2 separate regions of the Homo sapiens genome follow, and region 1 is linked to region 2. Evidence: chromatin loops called from intact Hi-C (ENCODE). Cell type or tissue: ovary. All regions are shown on one strand. Each heading gives the region's core, and the rest is flanking DNA. Links, peaks and the distances in the headings are about the cores only.

What was found. A loop is a pair of places that touch in the nucleus more often than their neighbours do. Peaks named below come from ENCODE experiments on the same cell type or tissue, not always from the same donor. Only the 100,000 strongest peaks of a DNase experiment are listed, where the experiment ranks them.
Region 1: it touches region 2 in a loop (2.8-fold over the local background); 13 of 110 quality-filtered maps call a loop at or near these places.

Annotation. Positions count from the first base shown.
Region 1 is chr1:19,110,518-19,118,788 of GRCh38, reverse strand. It overlaps UBR4 (ubiquitin protein ligase E3 component n-recognin 4), which reads left to right. Exons shown (of 106, transcript NM_020765.3): 72 at 879-966; 73 at 1,375-1,568; 74 at 3,152-3,391; 75 at 3,840-3,978; 76 at 4,719-4,844; 77 at 4,962-5,090; 78 at 5,922-6,265; 79 at 7,957-8,047. Among named protein-coding and RNA genes, the nearest start is that of UBR4, 96 kb to the left of the region's middle. In ovary, for the core only: no CTCF peak of the experiment used is centred there; no DNase peak of the experiment used is centred there.
Region 2 is chr1:18,903,272-18,915,602 of GRCh38, reverse strand. It overlaps IFFO2 (intermediate filament family orphan 2), which reads left to right. Exons shown (of 9, transcript NM_001136265.2): 6 at 3,520-3,640; 7 at 4,127-4,219; 8 at 5,131-5,261; 9 at 6,937-11,323. The coding sequence ends at 7,042. LOC124903866 (a long non-coding RNA gene) reads right to left here. Exons shown (of 2, transcript XR_007065519.1): 2 at 12,232-12,331. Among named protein-coding and RNA genes, the nearest start is that of ALDH4A1, 6.9 kb to the right of the region's middle. RefSeq lists an enhancer at 11,995-12,331. In ovary, for the core only: a CTCF peak has its summit at 8,486 (motif pointing left); DNase peaks (open chromatin) are centred at 7,939 and 8,259; H3K4me3 peaks cover 278 bases; H3K27ac peaks cover 1,130 bases.

The DNA.
Region 1 (8,271 bases), core at 272-8,271, 210 kb before region 2:
GGAATTGACAAGCGCCTGAGAGAAGAGCGAATCTGCCTAGTTGAGATTCCAATCCCCTCCATGTAGGCCAGGGTCTTGCAAATAGAAGGTACTCAAAATGTCATTGCTGAGTTCAGGGTTTGGTGAGTAGTAATGTAGAAAGGTCTGTATAGCCTGGGCAACATAGTGAGACTTCATCTCTTAAAAAAAAATTTAAAAAAGTTAGCCAGGCGTGGTGGCGTGTACCTGTGGTCCCAGCTGCTGGGGAGGCTGAGGCAGGAGGATGGCTTGGGGCCAGAAGTTCGAGGGTGCAATGAACTGTGATCCACGCCACTGCACTCCAGCCTGGGTGACAGAGTGAGACCCTGTCTCAAAAAAAAAAAAAAAAAAAGGTCTTTAGTTTCAAGGGTTTAAGTTAAATAAGGTGAAACAAATTTAAAGAAAATGTCTTCCTTTTTTTAAAAAAACTTCTAAAAGAGGATATTGGTTAAATTGACAGTTTATTATTTCTCTGGTTTAGTAGTGACTGTTCTTTAAAAAAAATTTAAAAAAACTTTATTGAGATAATTTATGTATTAACCTATTTTAAATGTACAGTTCAATGATTTTTAGTAAATTTAATTGTGACTCTTGAGTCAAATTTTACTACTTTTTAGAATTCCTCTGAAGGATAGATCAAAGATTAGGAAACATCTAAGGTCAGTTAGTTGAAATTTCTTTCCTGTGGCTTCGTAACCCTATTGGGATTTCTCCTGTGTCCTTGAGTTCTCACTAGGGTGGGGCTCACTTTGGGCTCACTTTGGCTCACATTGAGCCATGGCTTTGTCATGATTTTTTTGTGAAACTCAGTGCTTCCTAAGATGAAAATGTGTTCATGCTAAGACTGGTTTCTTCCTTAGCACTTTGTCTGGCTTAGTGGAGTTTGATGGCTATTACCTGGAGAGCGATCCCTGCCTGGTGTGTAATAACCCGGAAGTACCGTTCTGTGTAAGTAACATCTGTACATGGACAGTCCTGAGGCCAATAGGTCCAGTGGGATTCTTGTTTCCAGAGATGGATCATTATCACATAGATGTTCCTCTCCTAATGGTTGGTCACCGATAGTAGGAATTTTTATCTGCCACATTTATTACCTTAAATAGAAACTTGGCTGGGTGCAGTGGCTCAAGCCTATAATCCCAGTACTTTGGGAGGCTAAGATGGGAGGATCCCCTGAGCCCAGGGGTTTTAGACCAGCCTGGGCAAGATGGTGAGACCCCATCTCTACAAAATATTTTTTAAAAAATTAAATAGAAACTTCATCTTGTGGATGAAGAGTGGGTTACACTGATGAATTTTTAAAAAGGCAGTACGAGTCTTGAACTAATACCATGTTTTGTGAACTCTTGTATTTAGTATATCAAGCTGTCTTCCATTAAAGTGGACACGCGGTACACCACCACCCAGCAGGTTGTGAAGCTCATTGGCAGTCACACCATCAGCAAAGTGACAGTGAAAATCGGGGATCTGAAACGGACCAAGATGGTGCGGACCATCAACCTGTATTATAACAACCGAACCGTGCAGGCCATCGTGGAGTTGAAAAACAAGTACGGGCTTTTTAGGCCTCGGGAGGGGCAGCAGGTTGTAAGGCTGAAGCTCAGTTGCTGCCTTCGGTTCCTGGAATGGAGTAAGGCAGCACATCCCTAGAGGCCTAATACATCCTCTTGGCCCCTCCATTCATGACCAAAGGACAAAAGTGAAACAACAGTTCTAAGCATGTTGACAAAGATTATTTCTAAATTAGCCCAGTGGAGCCATAGGGGTCTGTGGAAGTTCCTCAACAGCCTGCCTAGGGAGGGGAAGCTGAGTGAGGGGACCTCCAGGCTTCTCATGCCCATTTTAACTATTCTTACACAAAGGTCTAGACTTAGATAAAACCTTCTGTATTGGGAAGTAATTGTCATTTCTTGGATTAAGACAGCTATGCTCTTGCTCACAGGGCAGAAAGTTATTTCTCAAGAAGCTTCTTTAGTACACACACTCTTCGATTTCCACATGGTGCCTTTTCTCTGTATCTGCTGATACTGGATCTTCCTAGCCCATGTATCCCAGTGACTGAACCAGGGCATGTCATATTTAGGCCAAGAGAGGCACTCACATGGGTTATAGTGTTGACTTTCACAGAGACAGATCGCCTTTTTTTGAACTCTCAGGCATTGCTACTGAAGGGAGAACACAGGTTGACACTACTTGAATAGTAAGACTTACAGAGCTGTTCTGCACACAGGATGGAAGTATTGCTGTTATTCCAAGAGGCAGAATAAGGCTCATGTACCACAGCAACACGTGGCCATGAAGGCTGCCTAGGGAGGTTTTCTCTTCTTGCCTTGAAAAGCCTAGTTTAACCTTGGTGACCTGAAAGTAGATGCTGCACATTAGGGTGGCCCATTCCCCTCCAGAGGAGGTGGGTTTGATTTTTCATTGTGTGGAGTCAGCAGAGCTACTGGTAGACTATTTGGGTTCAGATCCCAGCTCTGCTACATAGCTCTGTGACCTTAGAGAAGCTGCTTAACCTCAGTTTCTGTAACTATAAAATGGAGGTAGGACCCCACTTCCAGGGTTTAAGGATTAAATGAGTTAGTATGTGTCAGGTGCTGAGAACAGAGCCTAGTACATAGTAAGTACTCAGTAAATATTAGCTCTCATTGTGTTATATAATCACCCCAAAATTATTACATACCTTCCTCTTTATGACTTGACTTAGCACTTGGTTCAGACCCTGATTTTCTTCCTCTGCCTCTCTAAAATAGCCTGGGTTTATCTTTCCAAGGTTGCTGTCAGGATGGGAACTTGGCATGCATCATCATTGCACCTCTTACAGGCTTCAGTGTGGCATGCTTTTGGAGTCATGGTTTCCCTTGTTATATACTTCTGTTGTTTTCCTGGAATTTCAAAAGGTATCATGTATAACAGCTTAAAGCACTTGTATGTTCTTTCCTTTTTTTATAGAGAAAAGGTAGTAGAAAACTTTTTTAAAACTGGCTTCCTATTATATGCCAGATTTCTTTTCCTTAGAGTAACCACTTAATTGCCTTAGAAAAATACATGGGACAGTCTTCCTCTTTGTCTCATCAGACTGTTATCACTGAGGGTTAGATGAGAAAATCTCAAGGCTGTCTGTCTTTCCTAGGCCAGCTCGCTGGCACAAAGCCAAGAAGGTTCAGCTGACCCCTGGACAGACAGAGGTGAAGATTGACCTGCCGTTGCCCATTGTGGCCTCCAATCTGATGATTGAGTTTGCAGACTTCTATGAAAACTACCAGGCCTCCACAGAGACCCTGCAGTGCCCTCGCTGTAGTGCCTCGGTCCCTGCCAACCCAGGAGTCTGTGGCAACTGTGGAGAGAATGTGTACCAGTGTCACAAATGCAGGTAAGTCATTGGTCATCCCCTAGGCCAGGGCTGTGCACATTCCTTGTTATTTTTCTGTAGTAGTGTCAGTGTGAGCAATTACAGTGTCTGATTCCCTCAGAACATTTAGAGAATTATGGGTTTGTAGAGTGGGTTCAAGGGTAGAAAGGGAGGAGGAAGAAGAGAGAGTGAGTGAGTGTGTGTGTGTGTGTGTGTGTGCATGTGCACACGAGTGTGTCTGTCCTGTGGCAGGGGTGGAGGGTAAGGGCGGAGGGAGGTCCAGAAGTTTAGCTCTGGGTCTTGCTTTCTTGTTACCTGGCTGCTTAAGTCATTCATTTGTTATTGTCCCTTCAGTAGCCCCTGCAGTAGTTACCAGAGTATATAAATGTGGCACAATCCATTTCCTCAGAGTGACCCCCACCCCACCCAGCCTTGTCACCTTACTGACCCAAACGCTTTGGTTACTCAGATCCATCAACTACGATGAAAAGGATCCCTTCCTCTGCAATGCCTGTGGCTTCTGTAAATATGCCCGCTTCGACTTCATGCTCTATGCCAAGCCTTGCTGTGCAGTGGATCCCATTGAGAATGAAGAAGACCGGAAGAAGGTGAGGCCAGATCTGGCCTAGACTCAGGGCTGTGGCCTTGATCTGGACTTTGGGCAGACCTGGTGCAGTGCAGTGCACTTTACTTTCTAGCCTAAGCCTTCTTCGACTCAACACCAGTTTCAGGGCCCAGCTTTTGGGTGGGAGCAAAGAATGGCATGAGGTATATTGTATTGAAAGACATGGTTTGCATAGGATTTTAGAAAAGTGTTGATTGGTAATGAAACTAGAGTATCTCCAGGTACAGATAACTTTGGATTTGGATGCTTTGCCCTGCATTTCTTCCACAGACTGCTTCATATTGAGGCTGCTGGCCCTCCCTCAGTATTAGATTGTCCAGTGCTAGTTCCCAGCCTGCATAATATGGGCAGGGGCGGGGGGAGGTTCTAGATATTAAAGAACAGTGAAAAAGGGGCACCTATAGGGTTAACAGAAGAACATTTAGCTTTGGAGTCAGAAGGACAGAAATTCTAATTCCAGCCATACTTTTAATACTTGTGTAACCTAGTATAAGTTACTTCTCTCAGCATTGTATTATTATATATCACAGATGTGTATTGTATTTTTATTAGAAATAATATACCCACCTCACAGGAAAGATTATTGTGAAGAACAGAGATAATGTATGAAACACAGTGCCTGACCTATAGGAAATGTTCTGGTAAATGGTTAGCAGTGAGGATTACTCAGGGAAAGTCATCAGCCAAAAAGCCTTCACTCAGTCCCTGTCTTTTCCTGTCTAGGCTGTATCCAACATCAATACACTTTTGGACAAAGCTGATCGAGTGTATCATCAGCTGATGGGACACCGGCCACAGCTGGAGAACCTGCTCTGCAAAGTGAATGAGGCAGCTCCAGAAAAGCCACAGGTAGTCCCACGCTGCAAAGGGCATTTGGATAAGGGCTTGGGTCTTGATCAGAAGACTGCCTCCTAGGTGAGATCACCTTAGGTGGGGAGCCTGACAGCTTACCTCTTGGGGTTGCAGGATGACTCAGGAACAGCAGGGGGCATCAGCTCCACTTCTGCCAGTGTGAATCGTTACATCCTGCAGTTGGCTCAGGAGTATTGTGGAGACTGCAAGAACTCTTTTGATGAACTCTCCAAAATCATCCAGGTAGAGAGCGGGGAGCAGCTTTTGGGTGTGTTTTGTCCAAGTGTTACTGGTGTTGTTTTCACAGCAGTCCTGCTGCTCTCTCATCTAGCAGTCCAGGTCTTGGTGTTGTCCCTGCCCAATCTAGCTGAAAAGGCAGGCAGATGGCTGCACCAAACGGCATCTCCCCCACCGTGATTTATGGCGCTGGTCAGAATGCTGAGTTCATGCTAGATAACTGAACATACTGGTGATGGGAAGGTAACACAGATAAGGGTTTTTTTTAGCCATTAACAACCCATCTCTTAGTAGAGGGGTTACTGGTCTTAAAAAATTTGATGCCAAGATTCTGTTCCCTCTTCTGATAACGCCGTGTTTGCAGGCTGTAGGGTAAGGGCATACCAACTGCAATCAACCAGGGTGGGCCTTGTGTCAGTTGCAATGTCACAGACCTAATCTCCATGAGATGGGAGGCTGGCCATAGACAGAGGTACCTCATATAAGGAGAGCATCCAGTTTACCTTCCCCCTCAACCCCAAATTGCTGGAGTGCCATCTTTGCTACACGTGTATTAGCTTCTGACCTTTGTCTTTGTTACATGGGAGTTAAGAGCATAAGCCTGCCATCTGAGTCTGAGTTCTGACTCTGCCACTTATCTTGGTCAAGCCACTTTCTCCAAGCTTCAGTTTCCTTCTCTGTAAAATGGAGATAAAGCATCTAACCAGTTGGGTTATTGAGAAGATTAAGTTATATAATGCATGTAAAGTTTTTTCTAAAGCAAAACTAATTTTCTAATTAACATCCTCTTCTTATTTTAATTGCTAATTCCCATTATTGTTGCCTTTTTGTTCTTAGAAAGTCTTTGCTTCGCGCAAAGAGTTGTTGGAATATGACCTACAGCAGAGGGAAGCAGCCACTAAATCATCCCGGACCTCCGTGCAGCCCACATTCACTGCCAGCCAGTACCGTGCCTTATCCGTCCTGGGCTGTGGCCACACATCCTCCACCAAGTGCTATGGCTGCGCCTCGGCTGTCACAGAACATTGTATCACACTACTTCGGGCCCTGGCCACCAACCCAGCCTTGAGGCACATCCTTGTCTCCCAGGGCCTTATCCGGGAGCTCTTTGATTATAATCTTCGCCGAGGGGCTGCGGCCATGCGGGAGGAGGTCCGCCAGCTCATGTGCCTCCTAACTCGGTCAGTACCTACACCATGGTTATGGGCCTAGTGGTTCCTACTGACACTGGCAGCCATGCCAGGAGCGTTAGAGAGTGCACAGAATAGTGCTTCTGACCACCCAGCAAGTTAGGTAGCTTATAACAAAGGAAAGATGGAAAGAGACACAGGGTGTAGGTGAGCGAGCTTGGGGAGCATTGAAACCCAGGTTTCCTTGTAAATGGCATGATTGGCTTGTGCTTTTTTGGTTCCAGTACAGTGTCTTGAGGAAACTCTCCCTGAGGCCTTGTGAGGGAAGGGAAGGGAGACACTTGAACTCGAGAAAGACTCACATGAAAGAAGCAGAGCAGTGGGGCCTGGAGATTAAGAGCTTGGACTCTGGATTGGAAAGGCTCAGTTTCAGTATCTGATACCTTGTACTATACGCCTTGGACAGATTCCTTAATTTCTCTGAGTCTGTGTTTTCCTCATCTGAAAAATACTGACAGTAGGCTGGGCACAGTGGCTCTTGCCCGTAATCCCAGCACTTTGGCACCTGAGGCTGGCAGATCACTTGAGGTCAGGAGTTCAAGACCAGCCTGGCCAACATGGTAAAACCTCGTCTCCATTAAAAATACAAAAATAGGGCCAGGTGCTGTGGCTCATGCCTGTAATCCCAGCACTTTGGCAGGCCAAGGCGGGTGGATCACCTGAGGTCGGGAGTTCAAGACCAGCCTGACCAACATGGAGAAACCCCATCTCCACTGAAAATACAAAATTAGACAGGTGTAGTGGTGCATGCCTGTAATCTCAGCTACTTGGGAGGCTGAGACAGGAGAATCGCTTGAACCTGGGAGGCGGAGATTGTGGTGAGTCGAAATCGTGCCATTGCACTCCAGCCTGGGCAACAAGCGAGACTCCGTCTCAAAAAAAAAAAAAAAATACAAAAATAGGGCTGAACAGGCTCACACCTGTAATCCCAGCACTTTGGGAGGTCAAGGCAGGCAGATCACGAGGTCAGGAGTTGATCATGAGGTCATGGCAATGTCTCAGCAGTGGGCTGCATGCCTAGGAAGTAGCAAGTGGGTAGTTGAGAGCAGGCACCTGCCAGGAATGCTAGGGCATCACAAGGAACCCGTGTAGCTGGAGACAGGGATGCAGTAGGGAAGACTCGGGAGGAGGCTTAGGTCAGAGGGTGCGAGGGCCAGATCCCATAGGGTCTTGTGGGCCTCTGTAAGGACTTTGGGGCTTATTCAGTATGTTGGGAAGCAAGAGTGAGTGATACGGTTTGTGTTTTTTATTAATAGTGGGAACATTGTTACAAAGAGACGTAAACTGGAATATGAGGGCCTTGTGGAAAATGAAATGCAGGCAGATGGAGAAGACAGGGAAAGAGTTGTGACCAAGACTGAGAGTGGACGTCTAGGTTTTGGAGACTGTGTCACACCAGACAGCAGGGGCTCTGTCGCCTGGGACATGGGCCCCATAAGGTGGTGCTGCTCTTCCCTCAGTTAGCTTCTGTTCATAGGCAAGGCGGCTGTAATGGGCCCTTTATTATTACCGACCACGGTTTTGTGAAGCTAAAGTTCTAGTCTTGCCCCGGGAAGGAAGTAGAAAATTTGGGGCCAGGTAGCCTTAGACATTGATTTCATTTTCCCTGGGCCCCTTCAGGTGGAAAGGAGTGTCACACCTGATTGTGAATTATAGGACTCCATTTCTATTTGCTTCTGCAGAGACAACCCAGAAGCCACCCAACAGATGAATGACCTGATTATTGGCAAGGTCTCCACAGCCCTGAAGGGCCACTGGGCCAACCCCGATCTGGTGAGCCGGCCTAGCAGGCCCAGCTGTCCTCTCTGACTTCCCCTCACATGCCTTGTGTTTCTCAGCTTCCCCTCCCAGGTCCTGCGGTGACTGAGGAGGGAAGGAGCAGAACATTACCCCAGAATGGTTTTCCCAGGGAAGAGCCTGGAGCACAAGGGTCTCCGTCTGTCCTTTGTCTCTGTTGGAGCCACCTAGGACCAGAAATTGTATTAATAGTTAAGAGT
Region 2 (12,331 bases), core at 4,332-12,331:
CTAGTATGTGGCTGAGCTGGGATTCAGAGCCAGGCTGCCTCCCACGCTAGTACGCTGTCAGTAGGAAACACTGCTTGGGGTGGTGGCAGGGTCTGGGCTGGGTATGATCAGTGGTGGGCGAGCCTGCTGGCGCCAGCTCTTAGAAGCTGCTATACCCACTCCAGGCTCAGTGATGTCATATTAGTACCTTAAAATTTGCCATTGCAGGAAATCAGAGCTACCAATCAGAGCTCTGGGAGGCTCTGCCACCTCCCGGAAGCCCCCCAGAGAGGGCATGCTCCTTCTAGCAGATGCCTTTGACATCATTTGTTTCAAAAGCCCAGGGCACGGGCTCTCCTAACCTCCCTGCAGAGCTCTGAGGCTGGCTCAGAATTCCATAGTCCAGAGCTCACTCTGCCCAGCCACTTCATTGTACAAATGAGAGAATGGACTCAGAGGGGCACACAGAGCCAGGCCCCCAACTCTTGGTCCAGTGCTTTGTCCCCCACGCCATGCCTGGAAGAGAATTCTCTCTTCTGTCCCTATTCTAGGCTGACTTTTAAGGTAGACAGGAGGCAGAGGCAGGGTTGGAACTGGGTGGGGACAGGAACTCTTTTGCCTGATACTTCCTGGACCTGCCATTCCCTTGAAACAGAACTGGGATCGGAGCTGTATTTTGGGGGTTTGCTATTTAAGGGTGATAAGGAGACCCCTAGATTCTTGATTCCTCTTTTGATACCCCCCATCTCATATTCTCATCTTTTGCTGCCTGCCAAGAGGGGCTTTTTTTTTTTTTTTTTTGAGATGGAGCCTTGTTCTGTTGCCCAGGCTGGAGTGTGGTGGTGCGATCTCAGCTCACTGCAGCTTCCACCTCCTGGGTTCAAGCAATTCTCCTGCCTCAGTCTCCGAAGTAGCTGAGACTACAGGCACACACCACCACACCCAGCTAATTTTTTTTTGTATTTTTTTAGTAGAGACTGGGTTTTACCGTGTTGCCCAGGCTAGTCTCAAACTCCTGTCCTAAAGTGATCCGCCCACCTTGGCCTCCCGAAGTCCTGGAATTACAGGCATGAGCCACTGCACCTGGCCAATAGGGGCTTTTGGAAAGAAGCAGTGGTTGGGTCTAGGTTTTCTGAACGTTGCCCTGGGCACTTCTGAGCCCTAAGACAGGATTGTATGTCCCGGAGATCCCAGGCTGGGTCCATGTGGTTAAATTAAAGGACTTATCTGAAGAAATTGTTGTCCCTGCTTTTATAAAGTCCCCAGGGCATTGTTAAGCTGACCAGCAATGGAGTGAGCTAAAAAGGAGACAGATCAGAGTGGAAGCCAGGGGGCCCCATGGGCAAAGGCTCCAGTGTGTAGAAAGAGCATTCAGATCCAAGTCAGGCGAGACTGGCTGCAGGAGTGGGCGCCTCTGTGTTGATAGAGCTAAATTGGGTTCAGTATGGAATTCGATTTAGCTGGTTGTAAAGTTACCTAAGTTAAAACAAACAGGCCGGGCGCGGTGGCTCACGCCTGTAATCCCAGCACTTTGGGAGGCCGAGGCAGGCGGATCACGAGGTCAGGAGATCGAGACCATCCTGGCTAACACGGTGAAACGCTGTCTCTACTAAAAATACAAAAAATTAGCCGGGCGTGGTGGCGGGCGCCTGTAGTCCCAGCTACGCAGGAGGCTGAGGCAGGAGAATGGCGTGAACCCCAGGGGGCGGAGCCTGCAGTGAGCCGAGATCGCACCACTGCACTCCAGCCTGGGCGACAGCGAGACTCCGTCTCAAACAAACAAACAAACAAACAAAAAAACAACAACAACAACAAACAACGAAACCTCTGATCACTTTGATCACCCCCCACCCCCATTCTGCAGTTCTGTGTGGGCCGCCCTGACCCCACCCCAGGCGGGGCCCTGGGCCTTTCCCATGGACATCTCCACCAGCTGTGGGCAGGACCCTAGCCAGGCTGCCCCTGGCCAGATCTGATGAAGTGTTTGAATAATGCAGCCGTGTTACAGTTGTGTTTTGTTTTGATCCAAGTCGGTTGTTTGGGCTTCAGACCAAGGAGAAGAGGGGGAACGTGTGGGTCTCCCCCGCTGGGGCCAAGGCTCCTCCTCAGCCCCACTCCGCAGATTTGTGAAGTGGAGGCCTCTTCCGAGTCCCTTCTCTTGCCCGTCTTTCTGTCCTTTCCAGCTTCCTGTCCCTCGGCTGGGGTTTCCTTCAGATCCCAGACGCTGGGAAGGAAGTGAAGTCAGGAATTGAGTGTGTGATGCAGTGACCACTGGACCCTGGCGGCTCCGGGCCACACGGCCCTCTCCAGCACCCACCCCCTACCAGCTCAGGACCCTGGACTCGGGGAGCCACCTATGGGCTCCTGTGGGAATGGCTTTTGGAGGGGAGCCGGCCCGGCCTGACTCCAGGGGGCGCTCGAGGCAGCTTTTTACCAGACGGCCTTCTTGGGACCGGCCCAGTCCCCAACCCAGTCCATTGGGAACACTCATTGTTGCTCTGGAGGATCCAGGAAGGAGTTGAGGGAGGGCAGGCAATGGGGAGAGCCCTGGGATGGCAGCCTGGAGACAGGGTCCACATTGTCCTGTGCTACCGATGCACTGAGTCAAGTGATTTCACTCCTACAGACTCAGCCTTCCCCTTGGAAATAGGGGTATGTTGGATGAGCTGATCTTTAGGTCTCCTCCAGTTGGGGTAACCAAGGCATCTTGGGAACCCCTTAGTCCCAGGCAAACCTGCCTGGTTGGTCAACCTACTTCTAGTTCTAGCCAATAGGGAGGTCTTGACATCTCCCAGGCTTTGAATTCAAATCTCATTTCCAGCATGTATTGGTCTAGAAGGCCACTGAATCCCTCTGAGCCTCTGTTTCCTCACCTGCAAAATGGGAACGATAGTTATGCTTACCTCATAGGATTGTTTTGAGGGTGGAATTGTTTTGAGGGCGTTGCATTTTGCTGCATGCTTAGTGGCTGGTCCAGTGCCCAGCACCTAATGGGTGCTTGGGGAGTGTCTTGATGGGGAGGAAAAAGCTGTAGGAAACAGAAACATTCGGCATTCTAGCCTATTTCTGCTACATGCTAGCTGTGTGGCTTTAGACAGTTGAGTTATCCTTTCTGAGCCACCATTTCTTCATCTGTAAAATAGGTATAATACCAACCTTTCCAAATTGCAGAGAAGATGATATTATATTGAACATCTCACTCAAACTAGAGGCTCAAGAAATAGCTGTTAAATGAATGAGGAAAATTGCAAGATTGGACTTGGAGGAAAATATCTTTAGTCCCAATTAATTAAAGCCTGACATTAAAAAAAAAATACACATTTTTAATTGTACAAGCAATACATAAATACATTCTGCATTTTAAAAGAGTTAAACTCCTTTTGGATAAGGCGAATGTCCCCTTTGGCTTACTACCCCTGTCTTTCCTGAGGACAGCCTTGAAGCTGTGTACCTGCTGGGCAGCTGCCCCTTTCTGTCCCCTGTATGGGTCCCTGGAGCCTGCCTTCTGTTCAGTCATGCCCTCTGGTGTCACCCCCACAGGCGGGAGACCTTTGACTTTGACGACGACTGTGACAGCCTGACGTGGGAAGAGAATGAAGACACGCTGCTGCTCTGGGAGGATTTCACCAACTGCAATCCGACCATCGACCTGCAGGGCGAGGTAAGCCCAGCGCCTGGCTTCCCAAAGGCCAGGACTAGGGGTCTGGGGGACACCGCCTTTCAATGGTCCCTCATCCCTGTTATTTTTCTACAGCCCCCACCACACAGCTAAACTGTCCCCTTTGGGCCAGGCGCAGTGGCTCATGCCTGTAATCCCAGCACTTTGGGAGGCCGAGGTGGGCGGATCACCTGAGGTTGGGAGTTCGAGACCAGCCTGGCCAATATGGCGAAATCTCATCTCTACTAAAAATATAAAAATTAGCCAGGCCTGGTGGTGGGCACCTGTAATCCCAGCTATTCGGGAGGCTGAGGCAGGAGAATCGCTTGAATTCAGGAGGCAGAGGTTGTAGTGAGCCGAGATCATACCTCTGCACTCCAGCCTGGGTGACAGAGCGAGACTCCGTCTCAAGAATAAATAAATAAATAAATAAATAAATAAATAAATAAATAAATAAAATAAACTGTCCCGTTTGTTCTATTTCCCCAGCAAGAGGAAAACTTGGGCAACTTGATCCATGAGACCGAATCCTTCTTCAAGACGAGAGACAAGGAGTACCAGGAAACGATAGGTCAGATCGAGGTGAGGGCTCGGGACGTGGAGCCCACTCGTGAGGCTCTCCTGAGGTCCACATGGTTGAGATCCTGGCGATCAAACACCCATGTGTCATGGGCAGGGGCTGGTAGAGTGGGGCAGGCGCAGGATCGGGAGTCAGGAGGCCTCGGGGCGAGTAATGTCTTTCTTAGGGCCTCAGTTTCCTAATCTGTCAAATGGGGGTGGTGATCCTTGCCTGCCTCAGAGAATTAGAAAGAATATATGTAGCTGAGATGATCCCATAATAACCACAGAGCTGACATTCGAGTGATAGTGAGTGACACAAGGTGCTGAGTATGCCCGGTATCCTTACCTGTGCCCTATGCAGTAGGCACCGTGCACCCCTTTTACAGAGGAGGAGATGAGGCTGGAAAGGACCAAGTGACTTGCCCAAGGCCTTGCGGCCAGGAAGCAGCATTGAAGTATAATTCTCTCTGGCTCCAGAGGCTGTGCATGTGATCACTTCTATAAACGATAGTCATTGCTATTATGCAGGAGAAAGGGAAGCCCAGCTCCTTCCCTAGAGGAAGTATCACTTGATAGAGGACAAGAGTCAGAAACATGAAAAAGCCTTCAGGATTTTTGTAATCAGGTCTGGATAAAGGAACCCAAAGATGTTGAGTTCTCAGAACCGGGTGGGGTGCATCAGAGCCAGGCTGCTGCTGGGGTTGCTAAGCAACCATTCCCCTTTGGCCAGAAGGAGTTCTAGGGGAAGTGGACCCATGTGCAGAGAGCAGAGGGTGAGGGAGGTTGATGTCCGGAGGCAGGGTCCTGATGGCATGGTGTCCAATGGTGGCCTTGATGGCACCATCCCTGAGGAATCCAGGAGGAGAGGTTGCCGAGGCTTCTGTCACGAGGATGACTTGCCCTCACCCTTATTCCTCATTGGTTCCTCCCAGCTCGAGCTGGCCACAGCCAAAAGTGACATGAACCGACACCTGCACGAGTACATGGAGATGTGCAGCATGAAGCGAGGCCTGGACGTGCAGATGGAGACCTGCCGCCGGCTCATCAAAGGCTCCGCAGACAGGTACCCGCCCATCCTCCCAGGGGATTCAGCTATGGCATCCTTGGAGGGGAATTCCCAAGGCTGCAACTCGGCCATGTGTCATGCTCCCAACCTGTCTCTCTGTCCGTCCATCTGTCCGTCCGTCCGTCCATCCATCCATCCATCCATCCATCCAGTGACTATTAGCACACCTATGTGCCAGATGCCTTACATATCTAACCTCATGCAAGTCCCACCACCACCCTGCCCTTTGTTGATTCAATAGATACTTGCCAAAGGCCTGCTCTGTGCAAGACGGTGGGGCCAGTAAGTATAGCCCCTGCCCTCAAGGAGCTTAAGCCCCATTTTCTGCTGAAATGGGGAGCAGAGGTGGACAGGGCATGCTCCCATTTGCTCACAGGAAGTGATTTCCCTTCCTTTCCCATCTGTTAGTCTGTTCTCATGGTGCTATAAAGAATTGCCTGAGGCTGGGCGTGGTGGCTCACACCTGTAATCCCAGCACTTTGGGAGGCTGAGGTGGGAGGATTGCTTGAGCCCAGGAGTTCACAGCTAGCTTGGGCAACATAGCAAGACCCCGTCTCAAAAAAAAAGAAATGCCTGAGACTGGGTAATTTATAAAGGAAAGAGGTTTCGTTGACTCACCGTTCCACATGGCTGAGGAGGCCTCAGGAAACTTATAGTCATGGCAGAAGGCACCTCTTCACAGGGCGGCAGGGGAGAGAATGAGTGCCTAGCAAAGGGGAAACCCCCCCTTATAAAACCATCAGATCTCGTGAGAACTAACTCCCTATCACAAGAACAGGATGGGGGAAACCGCCCCCACGATTCAATTATCTCTAACTGGTCCCTCTCATGACACGTGGGGATTATGGGAGCTACAATTCCAGATGCAATTTGGGTGGGAACACAGCCAAACCATAGCATCCTCTTCCAACCCAGGGCCTGTCCCCAGGAGACTGACAAGTGTCAGGCATGGCACATAAAGCAGAGCCCCTGCCTTCAAAGACACACAGCCTTATCGGGGGACAGCCACGCTGAGAATGAGCTAATATGAGGAGAATGCCTGCCACACAGCACAAATACGTTGTCACTGTTTTCCTCGTTTTGCTGCATTACTGTACGAGAGGGAGGGACAGCTCTGTGGGGGCCAGATCTGTGTGCAGGGCCGTAGCCTTGCCTTTCAGACCTTTAACTCCTCAAACCCCCAGAACCCAGTGTGGTTATCTCCATTATCCAGACAGAAGAGCAGACGCTCAGGCAGGTTAAACGGTTTGCCCAAGTTCCCCCACCCCCAGCTCATCCGAGATAGAATCAGAACTGCACCCCAGTGATGTTAACCATATCCCGCATGGCCTCCTTTTGAGCTCTGAGTCATTCAGGTTTTACTTAGCACCTACTATATGCCCAGACATGGGTTAGGTGCTTGGAGAGTAACAGCCAAACTTGATCCACGGTCCAGCTCCCAAGGGGCTTTCTTCCTAGAGAAGCCAACACAGCCAGACCAAGTAGGGGCTGGTGCAGGGGGTTACCTCGTGAGCTTAAAGGATCTTAAGGATAGCTGAGTGAGGCAGGAGCTCAGGACCAGGCCCCTCTGAGAGTAGATCTTATAGAAGTGGCAGCTCAGCCTTCCCACTCCTTGACCCTTCAGAGGCCCAGGGCTGCTCTCTGAATTTCCCCACTCTCTTGTGCTTCTCAGGAATTCACCGTCCCCCAGCTCCGTGGCCAGCAGCGACTCAGGAAGTACAGATGAGATCCAGGATGAGTTCGAGCGCGAGGCGGATGTGGAGCCCATGGTCAGCTGATGACTGAGGCCCTGCGAGCCTGGTGGTCTTGGTGATGGGGCCCTGCCACCTCTCCTCATGGGGCCAGGAAGGCCCCTCGGAGTGGGGTTCGAAGCCACACCACACAGACTTTCTCTGCCCTCCCTTCTCTGGAGGCCCTGAGGGACTGCTGCTTCCTTCCTTCCTTCCACACCACCAACGGGTGCCCCGTCTCCATCCCCCACCCACCCAAGGAATGGTGCTGTCAATTTCTATTGTTCTCCACATTACAAATGCAGACTTCTGTGCGGACTTTGCAGTGTTAACTGTGCCTTCTCCCTTAAGCTGAGCCACTTTGAGCTCCAAAGAATTATTCCTAGCAGGTGTTTTTATACAGAACTCTAAGCTGAGGGCCGGGCCAACCGGCCGTGGTGTAATGTGGTTTCTGCCGTCCGTCCCACCTGCTCCTCTGATTGGCCATGGGCTATGCCCTCCCTTCCTCCTGAGCCAGCCCAGACTCGGCCTGGAGCTTGGGGTGCTCTGCCAACCCCCAGGAAGGAGCCGCTTGCCTCTGTGAGCTTTCTAGGCCTGGGTAGGGACCACCCCAATTTTCTCACTCCCTGAAGGAGAGAAAGGTGGAAGGAAGGGAAGGAGGACACATTTTAATTTTTTGGGGGGATCGAGTGGCAAAGTTGAAGGGACAAGGCACTGTGAGGGGAAGGCAGAGCCTCACTGTGTTTAAACTACTATGCAAAAAACAAAACAAACAACAAAAGCAGCTTGCCTTATATCATTGTGGAAGGCAGGACCTCTCCTGGGCTCCTGGCTTCCCCCTGGAGCTGGGAGAGAGGCCGGGGTTAGGGTGATCTGTGTGGCAGCACTGACTGGGTAGTGTGGGTTTGGCCGAGGTTGGTCATGAGGCTGGGGTTCCCGCAAGGCACTGGCCTCCCTGACCGCTTGCTTCCTTCCGGACCTCTGGGTTCAGGGCGGGGGCGGAGGGATCCTTGATTTCCCTGATAACTTGATGTTCTTCCCTCCCTCGCCAGCCAACAATAGAGGCTTAGAGATCTGTAATTTCTCTGTGAGAAAGTCTGAAGGGGCCAGGCCTGGTCTCTGCTCCCTTCTACCCGCCTTGGGTTAGGACTGTCCGGCAGTTGCCTGCTTTTGGCTGCTGGCAGGAGAGAAGCAGGGTGGGCTGCTGGCAGTGCAGGAGCTGGAGTGAGGGCCATCCTCTTTCTGCTCCTCGACACACGCAAGCCGCTCTCAGCAGTTCCCTCGACTGGCCAGTCGGGGTATTGATCTGAGCCAGCATCCCCCAAGACTTGAATGGCTTGAGTGGGACTGCGTTGAAGGGCACTGTGTGGCCCCCTTCCAAATCTCAGCTTGGAGCCAGCTGAGCAGGCTTTGCTTTATTATTATTTTTTAAGCCTACTGCAGTGGGTCTGTTGCCAATTTTAATTTTTTATTGTCCCAGGAGCTCCCTCTAGTGGTCAAGGTAGCAAAATGTGCCCAAGGACTAGAACTTGGGTCCCTCTGCCTTGCCTGGAGGCAGAAGGAGGGGGCTCTGGGTTTGACTGGGATTGTGGTCCCCAGGGGTCCGTGGCCTTTAAGGCTCTTCTCTCTTTTCTGTTTCCCCCACCTGTGTTACAGTCTTAAAAATACTGTACATAAAAGATATATGTAGAGAGAGAGAGAGAGCGTGAGAATGTGTTAGTGACTATGTGTGATGTAATTTATCACGATTTGGTGGCCTTCGTCATGAGTTTTTTCCTTTGTTTTCTTTTGCTGGGGGCACCTCCCACGGGTCCCCTGTGGCAGTCTGGCTGTGACACTTCCATAGTCAGCATCTCTTGTTAGCCAAACAGTTCCCTTTGACAGGTACTTGGAGGGACAATGGTTTTGGAAGAGAGACGGCCCTTCTCTCTCCTCACTCACCCTTGTTCTAAAGGTTACAGGGTTCAAACATACCTGATTCTTGTTGTTATTGTTGTTGAATTTTTATTTTAACCAAAGGTTATCAGAGCCAGTTGGGCTTGGACCTCAGCTGCTAAAAAGATTTTCCGTTTCCTCGAGGGCAGGAAAACATCCACCCTCGTGGGTCTCCTCCGTCCAGGGCCGAGGGAGGCATTGGACAATGTGGTATGGGAGTTTCGTGGGCAGCGTGGAAGCCGGCCCTGGGTTGTTCCCCAAGGTGGTGGGAGGGTGACAGATATATCTTTAGACTTAAGACTGTAAGGCAGCAGTGTTAGCATGGGAGTAACTAAGGTTACTGTGGTTATCGGTGTCCGGCGGTATTATTTTTACTTTCCTCCTTGTATACATAGGTCATTTGTCTTTGAGGACTAGGGTACTCTAGGGAGTTTGAAAACTGCAGGAGCCAGAAAGAGATCCTGGCCTGAGAGTCCCTTCTGGCTGGCTTTTAATATCTGCTCTCCTCTTGGGAGTGAGGACTTGGGGCAGGTGGGTAGGAGAGGGAAAGCCAGAGTGTGATGGGCCTGCCTCCTGGGCTGGTTCCTGGGTCCGGCCTGCCTGCCTGCCTGCCTGCCTCTCCACCACATGCTTTTTTCAGTTAATGTCAGTGGGCCCTGCTTGTCCCCTCACCATGAGCCCACAGCTTGCCAAGAAAGACCCCAACGCTCGCTGGGGCAGCACCAGTCCTAGCTGGGACGAATTGGTCCATCCTTTGTAAAGCTGTAAATACTTAATTTTGACTTTCTATTTCTAAGCCCAGTGTCATATTGACACTGGTATTTTAGAATTTTCTCAGATGGGCTCTCCTGCGCTGCCCTCTGTCTCCTGTTTTTGGGGGTTTTATACAAACAGAGGATTGGGGAGGGATAGGAAGACTAGCATCCTTTTGGCTCCCTGGTTGGTTGTGAAATACACACACACACACACACACACACACACACACTCGCACTCCTCTGAGACTCCGAACAGAGAAAAAAATTATTGGCAAATCAACACATTTTTCTTTCTCGTCTTGAGAAAATGTCTTGAGGTCCCTGAAGGGCCAAATCCATCGTGGACTAACTCTGTGGGTAGAGCTCAGATGACCTAGGGAGAATTAAACCACTTAAGCTTGGAGTGGGAGGAGAGGGGGTGGGGTGGGGGAGAATATAAGATGTAACTTAAGCTAAATGTAATCTATTTATAAAGCAAGAGACTCTCATCTATTTTTATGAAAGGAAGGGTTTTTTAATCTAGGGTAGGCAGTTGTGGTAGCCCAGCATTTTCCTGTGGACGAGACATGGTGCATGTTGTTGCTGGATTGAATGGAACCCATTCCTGTCCCCCGGCCTCGTCTTCTGTCCTCACTTTTGGTCATCCACACCCATGAGCAGCTTCAGCAGAGTGTAGGTCCCACTTCACCCCATTCTCCTCTCCTCTGACCCCTCAGCTCCTTGGAAGTCTTGGGGTGGGGATCTGAGGGGGTGGGTGGGCTGCAGGAAATTCAGAAATGTGGTGGGTGGGGGAAGGGACAAGGCGCATTAGGGAGGGAACAAGCTGGGCTCTGGGGATAGGCTCTGATTAATTAGTTACTCTGACTCTGGTCTGCCGAGATCCATTTCCAACCCAGTTGCGTTGGGAGAGGGTTGGGAGGCAGCAGAGCATGGGTGACAGTGGGAGCACACGACTTCCTTGGAGCCTGGGCCTTTGCGGGTCCCAGGTGGTCAGGCAGCTGGAGCAGAAGTGGAAATGGCTTAAGATGCTCATAGCCCAGCCCCGGCTGTGTCTACTCCAGGCCAAGCCTGGGCTGCAGTCCTTGCTATGTTCCCCCCAGGGCCCTGGGGGGAGGGATCAGGGTGCTGGGGGTTTCCTAGGACAGGGGTCTTCCCCCTTGAGACACCAAGCTCTGGCTCTAGAAGAGCTCTCTCCTGGAGTGGGGAGTCTGGAGGGGACTGGGTGGGTGCAGGTAAAGCCAGATTCTCTCTGGAAGGGAATTTTCTATGAATGGATGATTTCCAGGCTCAGGGTGGGCTGTGTGTTAGTTCTGAGCAAATCCCTCACCAAGACCCTTCCCTCCCAAGCCCTCAAAGAAATGAGGCAAAGCCCTTCCCTGCAAGACCCCTTGTGGATGTTTTTGCATCTACCTGATTTTTAGCCCCACCCAGGGAGACTTTATACCCCATGATCCTGCCCCACCGTTGCTGTTGTCTGCCAGCTGGGTCTAGCATCACAGGGAAGGGGGGGATTTATACTCATGGAAAGACTACTGATCCTACCGGAAACCAACCTGTTTACTGTACTGTTGTAAATATCATGCCCTTTATATCCTGTATATTGGCTTCTTTTAAATAAAGTGAAATGTCTTAGAACTGATGGTGCTTTTTTTTGTTTTTGTTTTTAAACAGAAGATGAATCTGGTGTTGGGGGAGGGGTAGGAGGACGGAAGGCCACAGAAACCCTCAAACTCATTAGTTAATTAGCCATAAAATAGGGGATTTCATATCACCTGTTACATTTGTAGCTCACAATAAAAGCTTTGGAAGATGACAAAGCAGGAATCATTACACACATTTTACTGAAGGGGAAGAGAGGACATGAGACATCACAGGCTCAGTAACTGGCTTGGCCTGGTTTGGAACTGATGTCCTTTTAACCACAAAGCCCCCATTTTTCCAGGCTCTCCAACGTGCCCACAGGAGGTCACCTTCCCAGGCTCTGGATTTGACAGTAACCAATGTTCTAGTTTTTCTTGTCAATGGGCATGTTCAGGGCAACATTGCCCAAATGTGAACTGAGCCCACCTGTCTAGGGTTTTCTCCAAAGGTGAAGACAAATAGCCGCCACCAATTCCAATTTGCTTTTTGCCATTCCTAATACTTGGCATTTAGGTAATCTCCCTCTCCTACTCTTCATTTAAATGTTTACATTCTCCCAAAGTACCTCAAATGGTGTAATCTGGAGAAAAATAAGTGGCTTAAGATCACGGGGGCTTTGTGAGTTGGGTACTATTACTTCCGTTTTACAGATGAGGAAACTGAGGCCCGGAAAGGATATGTAGTCTGCCTAGTGCCCTGCTTGAGGAACCAAAATCAGCATGGGAACTGACTCCTAAGCAGGTGCGCGGTTCATGCTGCTGGAAGAAATATAAACAAATTAGAACAGAGAGTAAGGAAACGTAACATTACTTTAGGAATAGATTGGGTCCCTGAGACCTCGTCATCAGAGAAGACTTCAGAATCCAAGTTTTAAATAGCATTCTAGTGTTTACCAAGCACACAACATTTTGCAAAGAAAGCTGAAATTTTTACTTGGGGGTAAAAGGCTCAGGAACAACTGGTTTTGCGGCCAAAGGCTTTAAATGAAAAGCTAAGCGTTGGCCAG